2 separate regions of the Homo sapiens genome follow, and region 2 is linked to region 1. Evidence: chromatin loops called from intact Hi-C (ENCODE). Cell type or tissue: heart left ventricle. All regions are shown on one strand. Each heading gives the region's core, and the rest is flanking DNA. Links, peaks and the distances in the headings are about the cores only.

Region 1 (7,750 bases), core at 1,476-6,475:
AAATATTTGCAAACTAAGCATCTGACAAAGTTCTAATATCCAGCATCTGTAAGGAACTTAAACAAATTTACAAGAAAAAGAAAACATTAAAAAGTGGGCAAAGAACATGAATAGACACCTTTCTAAAGAAGACATACATGTAGTCAACAAGAATATGAAAAAAGCTAAATATCACTGATCATTAGAGAAATGCAAATCAAAACAACAGTGAGACACCATCTCACACCAGTCAGAGTGACTATTATTAAAAAGTCAAAAAATAACATGCTGGTGAGGTTGTGGAGAAAAGGGAACGCTTATACACTGTTGGTGGGAGTGTAAATTAGTTCAACCATTGTGGAAAGCAGTGTGGCAATTCCTCAAAGACCTAAAAACAGAACTACCATTCAACCGAGCAATCACATTACTGGGTATATACCCAGAGATATAAGTCATTCTACCATAAAGACACGCACATGAATGTTCATTGCAACACCGTTCACAATAGCAAAGGCATGAAATCAACCTAAATGCCCATCAATGACAGACTGGAGAAAGAAAATGTGGTACATAGGCAACATGGAATACTATGCAGCCATTAAAAAATAACAGGATCTGTCTTTTGTGGGAATATGGATGGAGTTGGAGACCATGATCCTTAGCAAACTAACACAGGAACAGAAAACCAATACAGCGTGTTCTCACTTATAAGTGGGAGCTAAATGACGAGAACTCATGAACACAAGGGAACAACACACACTGCGGTCTACTTAAGGGTGGAGGGTAGGAGGAGGGAGAGGAGCAGAAAAAATAACTACCGGGTACTAGGCTTAGTATCTGGGTGACAAATAATCTGTACAACAAACCCCCTGTGACACCTATATAACATGTACCCCTAAACCTAAAATAAAAGTTAAAAAAAAAAAAAAGGAATAGGGACCAGTTTCCAACTCATTTTGTGAAGACAGCAAGGAAAACTTCAAACTAATATCGTTCATGAACATAGCTGCAAAAATCTTCCATGAAATACTAGAAAATCAAATCCAACAATATATAAACAGAAGTGTGGCTTAGTGGGATTTCTCATGGAAACACAAGGTCAGTTTAACATTTATAAAGCAATCAATTTAATTTACTAAATTAAAAGACAAAGGAAGAAAAAAACACGATGATTTCATTATATGAATAAATGTTTTAAAATAAAATTCAGCATCTATTTAGGATTAAAAAATCTCTCAGCAAACTAACAGAAGTTCCTCAACCTGGCAAACGGCATCAACAAGGCTCTTACAAGTAACATTGTATTTAATGGCGAAAGACTGAATACTTCCAGGCTAAGGTGAAGAACAAGGCAAGGATGTCAACCACTGCCCCCCTACAAGGCAAGGATGTCAACTACTGCTGCTCCTATTCAATGTTGTTTGTGAAGTCCCAGACGGTGCAATGAGGCAAGAAAGAGAAATAAAAGACACACAGTTTGGAAAGTAAGAAATACAACTCCATTCAGAGAGGACATGATTGTCTAGCAGAAAAATCTCAAAGAATCTAACAAAAGATACAAGAACTAAAGTGAATGAAGTTATGAAGTTTTCAGGATACAATGTAATACATTAAAATCAATTGTGTTTCAGTATAATAGCAATGAACAATTGTAAATCAAAATAAAATGTACCAATTACAATGGTATCGGCAAACGTAAAATGCTTTGGTATAAATCTAACAAAATATGTGCAAGATATGTGTTCTGAAAACTACAGAACACTGATGAAAGAAATCAAAGAAAACGTGTATAAATGGAGAGGTATACATTATTCATATATTGAAAAATTCAATATATTTAAGATGTCAATTCTCCTTAAACTGATCTATAGACTCAACACTATTCTAACTGAAATCTCAACAGAATGAGCTGATTGAAAATGTTAAGTGGAAAGGCAACAGAACTTGGATACCCAAAGTAATTTTGGAAAAAAAAGTAAAATTGAAAGACTCATATTACCTGGTTTCAAGACTTGGGATCAGTCATATCCCAAACCTCAGCATCATGCAATATATTCGGGTAACAAACTAACACAAGTACCCCTGAATCTAAAATAAAAGTTGAAATTATTTTTTAAAAAAGATTCATTATAAAACTCCGGTAGTCAAAACAGTTGGTGTTAGAGGAATGATAGATACAAAGAGCAATGGAACAGAGTAGAGTTCTGAAATAGACCTACCTATACATGGTCAGTTGATTTTCAACAAATATGCAAGGCAGTTAAACTCAGAAAGGATAGTCTTTTCAATAAACAGTACTGAAACAATTGCATATCCATATGGAAAAAAATGAACCTCCATCCATACTGTTCACCATACTCAAAATGAATCATAGGTGTAAGTGTAAAACCTAATACTATAAAACTTCTAGAAGAAAACTATGCAGAAATCTTTGTTACCTTGGATGAGCAAAGTTCTCTCAGCTATGACACCAAAAGCATGATCCATGAGAGAAACAAAAAACGAAAAATTGAACTTCACCAAAATTAAGAACTCCTCCTTTTTTAAAGACACTATTGGTTTGTTTGTTTGTTTGTTTGTTTGTTGTTTTTTGAGGCAGGGTCTCACTCTGTAGCCCAGGCTGGAGTGCAGTAGCAAGATCTCGGCTCACTGCGACCTCTGCCTCCCAGGTTCAAGCAGCCCTCCTGCCTCAGCCTCCCTAGTAGCTGGGACTACAGGTGTGTGCCACCACGCCTGGCTAATTTTTGTAGTTTTAGTAGAGACAGGATTTCCACATGTTGGCCAGGCTTGTCTTGAACTCCTGACCTCAGGTAATCCACCCACCTTGGCCTCCCAAAGTGTTGGGATTACAGGCTTGAGCCACCATGCCTGGCCTAAAGACACTATTGAAAGAATGAAAAGACAACCACAGACTGAGAAAAAATATTTTCAGCTTGTATATCTTACAAAGGATTTGTATCCAGGATAAGAAGGAACTCCCAAAGTTTAATAATGAGAAAACACACAACCTAATAAAAATATGGTCTCAAGATTTGAATAAATGGGAGATAATATACCAAACAAATTGTTTCAGCTCTTTATTGCTGAGTACCAAATAACTCCCAAACACGTAGTAGTGGAAAACAGTAACGATTTCTTATTTCTCAGTACTGTATGGGTCAAGATTTCTGTCAGGGCTGGGCTGGGCTGGGCTGTCCTTCTGCTCCATGTGGACTCATCTGGTGACCCTCACATGGTTGTATTCAGTATGTGGCTGGGCTGGAAGGTCCAAGAAGCTTTACTTACATTTGGCACCTGCTCCAATATGAAGGCTCTCTCCACACCATGTCCCATCACTCAGTCTTGCGTGAATGTCTGTACTTCGTGGCAGTAGTGTTGCCAAAGCACGATGTTGAAAACTCCTGGAACTGCTTAAGGGCTAGGCAAGGAATTGGCACCGTGTCACTTCTGCTACATTCTGTAAGCCAAAGCAAGTCACGAGGCCAGCCTGGATTTCAGGTCAAGGGAATTAGACTCCACTTCTGCAGGCAGATGCACTTATAGGGACAAGAAGAATTGTTGGCAACCATATTTGGAAACTCTACCACACAAATGATAACAATCAGAAGGTAGTATTTGTACAAACGTAGAAAAATTAATTTGGGTAAAACTTATTAAAGGAGAAAATATGACAAACCACCAGAAAAATAAAACAACTGAATTATGTAATTTTACCATGACTTAAAAATACACAAAGCAAATACTGATTGAAAAGAAATGAGAAATAAATAAATCCCCAAAATGATGGTATGTTTTAGTATCCACCTCTCTCAGAAATGACATAAAAAATAAATAAATTGAAAATAAGTAAATAAGGATACAGGGAGTTGAATGGCACACTAAACAAGTTTAATTTATAAGACAGATGATAGATGTAATTTTCTACCCATGAAACAGAAAATAGATACTCTTTTCAACCATCCATGAAACAAAATGCTGACTGTATTATCCCTTAAAATAAATCTTAACACATATCATAAATTATATAGGTCACTTCCTCTGAGTTTGATGAGATGGAAGTAGAAATAAACAACATCAAAATTAACTCTTAGTCCAGAAATTTTTTTAAACTGAAACTGTTGAGAAAATAGCAATATTTAGAAATGAGTGGTAGCATTCCACATCCAGCAAAGTCTGAATAGCTTGTTTTGGATCAGCCCTCCCACTGAGAAAAAACAACCAGAAAATCTGGATTAAAAACTACGTTTGAAGGCATTGGAGAGCTACCAAGATAGTGTAAGTTTAGGGCCAAGATCTGGAGTGGGAGAAAATATAAGATAGGTGAGCCCAGTATTTGGCAGCAAATTTCCACTCAAGGGACTTGCTAATTTAAAAATTGAAGTAACAGTTTGGAGGCCAAGAAGCTGAGCAGAAATTTCAGCAGTCTCAGAGGCTAGGGGACAAAAATTGGAGTTGAGGATCTGTGAAAGATGGGGAACCAGGTAAACATTCCCAGCTTCCTTTGAATGAACCCTGGAAATAGATCAGCCCTCACAAGGATGAAGTCCAACTTTGAATCATCTCAATTCCTCCCCAATTGGAATAAGATGAGCTGCCTCTAGCTTATCCGTCTGCCAAAAGCAAAAGAACATCCTCTCTGGAGAAAGATCACATCATCCACAGCTTCAAATTATTTCTATAATTTTTTCATACACAATGCCCAGCACTCAATCAATAAAAACCAGGTCCACAAAAGACAAGCTTTGATTGAAAACCAAGAGAATAAAAAGCAGGTAAAAATAGGTTCGACTTTTGCCAAGAGCTGAGTAGTTTGAATCTCTATCAAACCAATCCTGCCTCAGATGACAACCATAGACTCTTGCAAAATATAGTAAACAAATATCTGAAAGCCACAGAGAGCAACCAACAAGCAGGCAGAAACTGAAGGGAAAAGACATTTGAAAGAAGGGAGAGGCACCGGGTGATCTGCATATTTCAACAGCTCTTTGCACAAAAGAAAAGAAAAGCATAATCTGCCCTCTGTGGAGTTACTAAAACTTGGATAGAAAATCCAGTCTTGGCCGGTTACAGTGGCTCATGCCTGTAATCCCAGCACTTTGGGAGGCCAAGGTGGGCAGATCACTTGAGGTTAGGAGTTCGAGACCAGCCTGGCCAACATGGTGAAACCCTGTCACTAATAAAAATACAAAAATTTAGCCAGGCATGGTGGCACACGCCTGTAATCCCAGCTACTCAGAAGGCTGAGGCAGGAGAACTGCTTGAACCCAGGAGGCAGAGGTTGCAGTAAGCTGAGATCGTGCCATTGTACTCCAGCCTGGGCAACAGAGTAAGACTCCATCTCAAAAAAAAATAAAAAGAAAGAAAAAAAGAAAAAAGAAAATCCAGTCTTATTCACATAAGAATCAAAAGACAGAGTTTCCACTGTAGCTGGAAATTGAGGGAGTAACTCCCAGAAAGGAGAGAACTAGGTAAGGGGAGCCCCAAATTCTATGTGTAAACTATGCCCAAGTCTCTGGATGCCTCCTGAACCAGCATCCACTGGGCAGGTTCCAAACAATGCATCCAAGACTAAAATAACTGAGCTGACATTTCAGCTGCCACCCACCACAGAGGAGACAGAATTTACAGTTTGGGTTCAGCCAAGGCAATTGTTTATTTAAAAAAATACAAAACAACAAAAACAGCACTTTTAAGAGACACATACTAGAATCCAAAGTTTCTACAGCTTATCACTCACAAAGTCCAGGATATAATCCCAAGCTACTTGGTACATAAGAAAAAAGAAAACATGACCCATTCTAGAAGAAAAAATAATTCATGGAGAATGCCCTTAAGATGACCCAGATGTTGGAATCAGCAGAAAAGTGTTTTAAGACAGCTATTTTAACTATGCTCCATATCATAAAGGAAAATACACTTATAATGAATAAAATGTAGGAAATAGGCTGGGTGCAGTGGCTCATGCCTCTAATCCCAACACTTTGGGAGTCCATGGCAGGTGGATGACTTGAGACCAGGGGCTCAAGACCAGCCTTCCAACATGGTGAAACCCCATCTCTACTAAAAATACAAAAATTAGCTGAGTGCGATGGTGCACACCGGTAGCACAGCTACTTGGGAGGCTGAAGCATGAGAATCGCTTGAACCTGGGAGGCAGAGGTTGCAGTGAGCCGAGATCACACCACTGCACTCCACACTCCAGCCTGGGTGATAGAGCAAAACTCAAAAAAAAAAAAAAGAAAAAGAAAAGAAAAAAAGAACGAAATAGAAGTTGTATAACTGAAAAATACAATATCTGAAGTAAAAAATGTACTGGGAACTTATTGAAGATGAGCGAAAAGGAGAAAAGTCAGTGAATTTGAAGATAAATCAATGGGAATTATCCAGGCTGAAGAACAGAGCCTCAGGTACCCAAGACATCATATCAGAAAGATTAACATCCATGTAAATGGAATACCAGAAGGAGAGGGGTAGGATGAGAGCAGAAAACATATGTGAAGAAATAATGGTTCCAGGTGTGGTGGTTCATGCCAATAAGCCCAGCACTTTGGGAGGTCAAGAAAGGAGGATCACTTGAGCCCAGGAATTCAAGACCAGCCTGGGCAACATGGCAAGACCCCATCACCATCAATCAACCAATAAATAAAAATTAGCTGGATGTGGTTGTGCATGCCTGTGGTCCCAGCTACTCAGGAGGCTGAGGCAGGAGGATTGCTTGAGCTCAGGAGGTCAAGGTTGTAATGAGCCTTGTTTGCACCACTGCATTCCATCCTGGGCAACCGAGCAAGACCCTGTCTCAAACAAAAAAAGAAAGAAAGAATGGTTTAAAGTGTACCAAATTTTTTTGAAAAACAAATTTACAGATTCAAGGACCTCAGTAAATACCAAGCAAAATGAATACAATAAACTACTCTCAAGCACATCATTATCAACCTCTTGAGAACCAAAAGTAAAGAGAAAATCTTAAAAGGAGCAAGAAAAACTAATATATTACATATAAGGGAACAATTATTTTAATGACCACTGAATTTTTTTTTTTTTTTTGAGGCGGAGTCTTGCTCTGTCACCCAGGCTGGAGTGCAGTGGTGCAATCTCGGCTCACTGCAAGCTCCGCCTCCCGGGTTCACTCCATTCTCCTGCCTCAGCCTCCCGAGTAGCTGGGATTATAGGCGCCCACCACCACGCCCGGCCAGTTTTTTGTTTGTTTGTTTGTTTTTTGGTATTTTTAGTAGAGACGGGGTTTCACCGTGTTGGCCAGACTGGTCTCAGACTCTTGACCTCATGATCTGCCTGCCTCGACCTCCCAAAGTGCTGGGATTACAGCTGTGAGCCACTGCACCTGGCCACTGAATTCTTATTAAAGACTATGGAGGTCAAAAATGCTTTAAAAATTTGCTTAAAGAAAAAATGTTTTAGGCTGGGCACAGTGGCTCACACCTGTAATCCAAACACTTTGGGGGGCTGAGGTGGGCGGTTCACTTGAGGCTAGGAGTTCGAGACCAGCCTGGCCAACATGGTGAAACCCAGTCTCTACTCGAAATACAAAAATTAGCTGGGCTTGGCAGCGGGCACCTGTAATCCCAGCTACTTGGGAGGCTGAGGCAGAAGAATCACTTGAACCTGGGAGGCAGAGGTTTCAGTGAGCCGAGATCACACCACTTCACTCCAGCCTGGGTGAGAGAGGGAGACTCTGTCTCAAAAAACAAACAAACAAACAAACAAAAAAAGCTTTAAAAAATCCTAGCAACCTAGGATATTATATGTAGTGAAA
Region 2 (7,750 bases), core at 1,704-6,703, 79 kb before region 1:
TGGTAGAGGCGGGATTTCGCCATGTTGCCTAGGCTGGTCTTGAACTCCTAGCCTCAAGTGATCTGTCCACCTTAGCCTCCCAAAGTGCTTGGATTACAGGCAGGTGTGAGCCACCCTGTCCCACCTCCAACATTAATGTTAAAATAGAGATCATTAAGACTGACAAAACAGACTCTTAGTAACAACAAAATACCAAATTATAGGCCGAGTATCGTGGCTCACGCCTGTAATCCCAGCACTTTGGGAGGTCAAGGTGGGTAGATCACTTGAGGTCAGGAGTTTGAGGCCAGCCTGGCCAACATGGTAAAATTCCATTTCTACTCAAACTACAAAAAGTAGCTGGGTGTGGTGGCACGTGCCTGTAGTCCCAGCTACTTGGGAAGCTGAGGCAGGAGAATTGCTTGAACCAGGAGGCGGAGGTTGCAGTGAGCCAAGATTATGCCACTGCACTCCAGCCTGGGCAAAAGAGTGAGACCCTATTAAAAAAAAAATTATAAACAAGACTTAAGGCCATCCCAGGCTCGGGTTAAGTCAAATACCCTACAGTTAAAAAATAAACTGTGTTTTAACTGCCACAAGCTTTGTCTTTTTCTCTGACAACTAAACAAACACCGGCCTCAAAATAACATTAATATTAAAACAATTGCAATTCATCCAACTCACAAATACTGACTTACTGGTCCACCAACCACAACTACAACTTTCACTAGACAAGAGACTAACTTCAGTAACTTTCTCCTGATAAAAAGACCACCGACTGTAGACGGGCCCTGGTAGGTTTATGGAGATGGTACACTTGTGTGCCTTGTGTCCCGAAAAGACCTTTTGACTTATAGGGCCTAATTATAATACATTTAACTGTTAAGTCTCCATCCCGAAATGAACATGGGTCCTATGTTACATACCTGTTTGTTCAATTCACATGTGTCATGACCACCTTCATAAATATTCTTTTGTAACCTGTTAAATATATGTGTTTTTAGGCAACCTGTTTAGCATCAAGCATCTACCCCAACCCCTCCTCCTTCGAAGTAACAGTCTCTGGTCTTATCCAAAGACACATTTCCCTGCTTGTGGGATGGCCCCTTTGCAGGCTGTAACTCTTTATAAGAAACAAAGTCTCCTCTCCTTTTCCAAATTTATACATTGTAATTTTTTTTTTTTGGTTGACTACCATAATGATCCCCTCTATCACTTCTTACCACTGAAAAATTCCATATCATAGGCCAGGCACGGTGGCTTACACCTGTAATCCCAGCATTTTGGGAGGTCGAGGTGGGCGGATCACGAGGTCAGGAGATCGAGACCATCCTGGCTAACACGGTGAAACCCCGTCTCTACTAAAAATACAAAAAATTAGCTGGGCATGGTGGCGGGCGCCTGTAGTCCCAGCTACTCCAGAGGCTGAGGCAGGAGAATGGCATGAACCTGGGAGGTGGAGCTTGCAGTGAGCCGAGATCGTACCACTGCACCCCAGCCTGGGTGACAGAGCAAGACTCCGTCTCAAAAAATAAATAAATAAAATAAAAATTCCACACTATAGGCTTTTATGTATTTATTTATTTTTATTTATTTTGAGATACTCTCACTCCATCACCCAGGCTGCAGTGCACTGGCACAATCTCAGCTCACTGATCCATCTCTTGGGTTCAAGTGATTCTCTTGCTTCAGCCTCCCTAGTGGCTGGAATTACAGGCATGCACCACCACACTCAGCTAATTTTTGTAGTTTTAGTAGAGACGAGGTTTCGCCATGTTGGCCAGGCTGGTCTCAAACTGCTGGCCTCAAGTGATCCACCCGCCTTGGCCTCCCAAACTGTTGGTATGACAGGCGTGAGCCACCGTGCTCGGCCATATAGGCCTTTATTTAAAAAAAAAAAAACTGTCACTTGAGGTCAGGAGTTCAAGACCAGCCTGGCCAATATGGTGAAACCCCATCTCCACTGAAAAAAATATATATGTACAAAAATTAGCTGGGTGTGGTGGCACATGCTTGTAATCCCAGCTACTTGGGAGGCCGAGGAAGGAGAATCACTTGAATCTGGGAGGTGGAGGTTGCAGTAAGCTGAGATTGTACCACTGCACTCCAGCCTGGGCAGCAGAGACTCCATCTTAAAAACAGATAAATAAATAAATAAAATAAATACAAAATAAAAAATAAAATCCTTCATTTGTAGAGTTTGCTGATTTCTGTGGTGTAAAATACTCCTACCATGGCTGGTATAAAGCTCCCAAAAACAACTCCCAAATATTTAATAAGCAGCTCTTATTTAGTAATCAGCTCCTGCCCACCAATGCACACCAGTTCTAGCATACCACTCACTGGTCCTATCTATCCCCCTCTCAGGCTCCATAAAGGAATGACCCTGGTCTCAGAGCCTTAAGATTCCATTTTCCTTTGCTGGGGAGAAGGAAGGCTGCCTGCACTGAGCACTCACTGCGTGCCAGGAATGAGGCTGCTGCATCCCAACCTGGGACCTCTTTGAATATTTACAACAACCCGTCAGTGAAGGTATTATGATCTCCACTTAATAGATGAGGAAACTGAGGCTCAAAAAAGTAGCATAGGCCAGGCACGGTGGCTCACACCTCTAATCTCAGCACTTTGGGAGACCGAGGCGGGTGGATCGCCTGAGGCCAGGAGTTTGAGACCAGCCTGGCCAACATGGCAAAACCCCGTCCCTATTAAAAATACAACAATTAGCTGGACACGGTGGCGGGTGCCTGTAATCCCAGCTACTTGCGAAGCTGAGGCAGGAGAACAACTTGAACCTGGGAAGCGGAGGTTGCCATGAGCCGAGGTTTTGCCACTGCCCTCCAGTCTGGGCAACAGAGTGAGACTCCATCAAAAATAAATAAATAAATAAATAATAAAAATTAAAAAGTGACTTTGACTGGGCGTGGTGGCTCACACCTGTAATCCCAGCACTTTGGGAGGAGGCTGAGGTGGGAGAATTGCTTGAGCCCAGGGGTTTGAGACCAGCCTGGGCAACATAATGAGGCCCCATCTCTACGAAAAACATAAAAATCAGCCAGGCATGGGGGTGCACACCTATAGTTCCTGCTACTCGGGAGGCTGAGGTGGAAGGATTGCTTGAGCCCAGGAGGTAGAGGCTGCAGTGAGCTGTGATCATGCCACTGCACTCCAGCCTCGGTGACAGAACAAGACCTTGTCTCAGAAAAATACCACAAAGAACAACAACAGCAAAGTAATGTCTGCTAGCCAAGGTGGCCCAGAAAGTAAATGTCAGAGTCAGGACTCGAGGCCAGGTCTGTCTGATAAGACCCTTTGCACTGAAGCACTCTGCCTCAGGAGATCTAGGGCTGATACAAGCAAGTTTTGTCTTCTTTCTGAACCTCGATTTCCCCATCCATAGGGAAAAGAATTGGACAAATTAATTTCTAAAGATCCTTTTGGGCCTAGTGAGCCATAATTTTAAGACTGCAAGAGTGTAGTGAAGTGGGGACGGGCTTACATCAATGGAATGAATAAAATCCCCAAGGGAAGAATTTCACTAGTTAACCAGGGAGAAGGGTGCAGGAGTGGCGATGCTTCCAACTGTACGTGGCCATATACACTTGGGAGGTGATGTGATACTGTGAAACCAGCCTGGGTTTGAACCTCTACTTCATGGCTGTGTGGCCAGGATTCTTTTTTTTTTTTTTTTTTTGAGACGGAGTCTTGCTCTGTCGCCCAGGCCGGAGTGCAATGGCACGATCTTGGCTCATTGCAACCTCCGCCTCCCGGGTTCAAGGGATTCTCCTGCCTCAGCCTCCTGAGTAGCTGGGATTACAGACGCCCGCCATCACTCCCAGCTAATTTTGTATTTTTAGTAGAGACAGGGTTTCACCATGTTGGCCAGGCTGGTCTCAAACTCCCTACCTCAGGTGATCAGGGCCTGAGAGGGGGATAGATAGGACCAGTGGTATGCTAGAGCTGGGGTACATTGGCTGGCAGGAGCTGATTATTAAATAAGAGCTGCTTATTAAATATTTGGGAGTTGCAAGGCAGTTGTTGGGAGCCATTACTTAATCCTAGTTCACCTCTCTGTTTTTGGTTCTGCTAGTAGTCTGCCCTATTGTTCTAGAAGCCTAAAGGGACAGTAAAGGGTCCCAGTATGAAAACCTTTGTACCTGGTGTATGTGACAAAAGATCTTCCACCTTTACAAACTATCGTGCCATCTTTCCTTTTCCATCTCCCTAAGTGGGTTTGGCAAGAGCCAGTGCTTTTTGCTCCCTGGTCTAGAAGTCCCATAAGCTGAAAGGGGAGGGGGAGGCCTGCGGTTTCTCTTTTCAGCAAAGGCAGAAGTCAAGCCCCTCACTCTCCCCCTCACCGTCTGGGCCCTTCTCCCTCTGGCCTGCACCGGCTGGTTGGTCATCTCAGGTTTCTGGAAGCCTGTGTTCCCAGAGGAGGCATTAAAGTTGGAGGAATGCAGGCCCTGTGAGTGACGCGTTAAGGAGGCTGTGCAGAGAAGCAGTCTGGGGGAGAACCCCCCCCAACTCCGCCAGCTGCGTCCCAGCCCTCACCGGAGAGGAAGAGAAAGGAAGCGGAAAGGAAACTGATCCAGCAGGCTCTCAGAGGACTTCCTGCATTCGTGTGTGGGAGGGGTGGGAGGCAGGAGGGCTTAGACCATCTGGAGGAGTATGAAGGCAGCGGTTCCTCTGGGGGCTTGAAGCAACCGTGGACCAGGGTCCCAGAGCAAAGGCGCTTGCTGGTTAAGATGGCAGGGGATGAACGTTTACTAAGCAGCTACTGCCTTCTAGGCATCGGAAAAGCGCCTTTACTTTCCTAACCCAACTCTAAGAGTGCCTTCCTGCTCCCAGCCGAAGACCAGTCTCTGCAGGAAGTTATAACCAAGAAAAAAGTGAAGCAGCCAACCAGCGTGCAGAGGCATAAGGTTACAAAACGTATCCAGCCCCAATCCAGCTCCCAAACTGCTGCAAAGCAAAGCTGCTCTTTCCTGAAGTTCACCTGGGACCCAGAAGAGGGGAGCGAATCGGTACCTCCCGCAGAAAAGCCTCCCAAAGCCTGCTTGGGCACCACACCCTCTCTCCAAAGATTGCGCCTCCTGGCACCTGCTCACATCCCTCCTCAATCGTGTCCCGCTTCCGCCTCTCCATTTCAATTTCTGAATCTCCACTCATCACCAGGGGCATCATAAACTCTGGTTTCCTTAGGACAGCCCAGGTTTATGGCTGTTTATTACTAACGGTGCCCCCTTTCATGCTCAAAGTGTCCTGGGAGAACAATCAATGATACAGCCTTCCTCCTCACTCACCACTGACCTGCAGCTTCTGCAAAAGTCCGGCTGCTGAGAGATTCTGCAAGCAGAGGGCACCTCATAGGAGGTGAGGGCGGAAGCAAGGCTCTCTACCACCTCCTTTTACTATTTTGTCTCCAGTCCCCAGAGTTTTTTCTTTTTCTTTTCTTTCTTTTTTATTTTTTTTTATTTTTTATTTTCGAGAGGCGTTTCACTCTTGTCACACAGGCTGAAGTGCAATGGCACGATCTCGGCTCACTGCAGCCTCCGCCTCCTGGGTTCAAGTGATTCTCCTGGTTCAGCCTCCTGAGTAGCTGAGATTACAGACATGCACCACCATGCCCAGCTAATTTTTGTATTTTTAGTAGAGACGGGGTTTCGCCGTGTTGCCCACGCTGGTCTTGGACTCCTGACCTCAGGTGATCCACCCACCTCGGCCTCCCAAAGTGCTGGGATTACAGGCGCGAGTCACTGTGCCCAGCTGCCCCCCCCCACCAGAGTTTTTCATTTATTCCATTCAACGCTAATCTCACCAATCAATTCCTTGTTTTGTAGATGGGGAAATAAAGGCCCAGAGCTTAGCACTTGGTCCAAGTCAAACACCCAGTCCATTTCCAAAGCAGAGATTCAAACTCAGCTCTGCCTGAATCTGAAGCCCTCACATTCTCCATGATGCCAGGTCAGGGAGGCTGGCAGAACAGGATCAGCCTGGGACATCTTCCATTTCCAAGGAAGCAATCAACAGGGTCCCCATGCCCAGAGGGGTCTGTGCCTTGCTCAAGGTCACAGCTCATCAGCAGCAGAGCTGGTGCTAGAACTTGACCCTTAAAACATCCCTGAGTTTTTCCTGAGCTAACAGGAGGCCTCAGTGCCACTCTAGGGGGAGGACTCAAAGCCAGGGAAGCTCAGGGAAGCTCAGGTCACCAGTGTCTCCACCTCCCACTGATTTGATCCCACTCATACATCTGAGCATTGGCCTCAGTTTCCCCACTCAAAAGGCTCTCTAGAGCCCCTTGGCTGAGCCTCTCTTCCTGACCCACCTTGCCAGCCCCTCTCCCAAGAGAATGGAGCCTGAGCCTGGACCCCTAGTAAGAGCTCTGCCCCATGTAGATGTCGTGGACCTGGGAGAGGAGGCGTGTCCAGACCCTGAAAACTCTCACTGCAGTGCCTGTTCAACTGGGTCACCAGTGTGGAGTGCCACATCAGAGAAGTCCTAACCGTGTCTCCCAAATGTAGTGGCATTCGAGACCCTCTCTGCTCTCATGCCCCACCTTCCCCCAACACATCTTATGCTCCAGCCGTGGTTTTTCCTGTCACCAGGATTGAGCACGTAGTGCTCCCTTTGCCTGGGGTGCCCTTTCTTCCCACTTGTCGAAAGAACTCTTATTCATCCGCCAGCACCCCAATCAATGCCCCTTCCCAGGGCATTCATCATCAGCTGGTAGACACTGGTGGGTGCTGTGGATTGTTTACAGCCAGTGTCCTTTCTGATTGGTCAGTGACTGTGACAAACAGGTTATTAAAGATTTAAACTCTCGCCCCCAGTCTCTGTCCCTGTGGAGTCTTCCCTGACCCCAGGCAGGATCCTCCTTCCCTTTTGGGGCCCCTGTGTGTCCCTTTGCTGCAGCCCTATCCCACGTGTGGCTCTGCCTGCTTAGGCTCTGTCCTCCTCCCTAGACTTTGTGCTCCGGAAGGGCAGGGACCATAACTGGTCCATCATGGTAGCTCCCCAGGGCCAAGCCAGTGCCTAGGCCAGAGCACTAGCACTTTAGGCACAGGTTTTACTCCTTGGAAGGGGGCTTCTAGAAGCTAGAGGAATGCTGAGAAACCTCCTAACAGCTCCCACTCCCTGATGAGAGGTGTTTCCTGTGGACTGGCCCCTTCCATAGGATGATGGTTGATCCCACTTTACAGATGGAGAAACCAAGGTGCAGAGAAGTGAGGGACATTGGCCAAGGTCACACAGCAAGTAAGGGATGGAACCAGGATTTGAACCCAGGTGTGAATCTGAAGTTCCTCCTCTTCCCATGCAGTCTCTTTGAATCCCAGGCAGCTATTTTTGGGCAAGGAAGATCAGTCTTAGCTCAGGGGGCTTTCCCAGGGCCTCCAGTACCCCTGCTCAGGATAAGGATAGGGGAACGATGGCCACTGATTTCCTCCATCAACTCACAGGGGCCCAGGCCGGGAAGGCTGCACAGGATGGACTGACCCTTTTCTCTGATCCCCACTCCTCAGGCCTCTAAGCCAGTCTTGGCCTTTGGCTGTCCTTGGTGTAAATTCCAGATAGGGATACCAGGAAGCAGTTCTGCAAAAGATGTGGGACTTTCCAAGACAAACCAAAAAGAGAAGACAGGAATGTCCCTCCCACAGGGTCACATTAGCACTGCCCACTGAGAACATCCTCTCTAGCCCTGTTACCCCCCACATGCCTGGCTCTTGGTTGCTCTCAGGGGGACTTCACAGTGGCTTGGTGGAGTCAGCCTCAAGAC

What was found. Hi-C counts contacts between places; a loop is a spot of excess contacts. Peaks named below come from ENCODE experiments on the same cell type or tissue, not always from the same donor. Only the 100,000 strongest peaks of a DNase experiment are listed, where the experiment ranks them.
Region 2: it touches region 1 in a loop (1.9-fold over the local background); 1 of 110 quality-filtered maps calls a loop at or near these places.

What each region holds. Positions count from the first base shown.
Region 1 is chr9:124,160,633-124,168,382 of GRCh38, reverse strand. No RefSeq gene overlaps it. Among named protein-coding and RNA genes, the nearest start is that of NEK6, 93 kb to the left of the region's middle. In heart left ventricle, for the core only: no CTCF peak of the experiment used is centred there; no DNase peak of the experiment used is centred there.
Region 2 is chr9:124,239,780-124,247,529 of GRCh38, reverse strand. No RefSeq gene overlaps it. Among named protein-coding and RNA genes, the nearest start is that of NEK6, 14 kb to the left of the region's middle. RefSeq lists enhancers at 3,978-4,494, 4,495-5,011, 7,577-7,626. In heart left ventricle, for the core only: no CTCF peak of the experiment used is centred there; a DNase peak (open chromatin) is centred at 4,509; H3K4me3 peaks cover 787 bases; H3K27ac peaks cover 527 bases.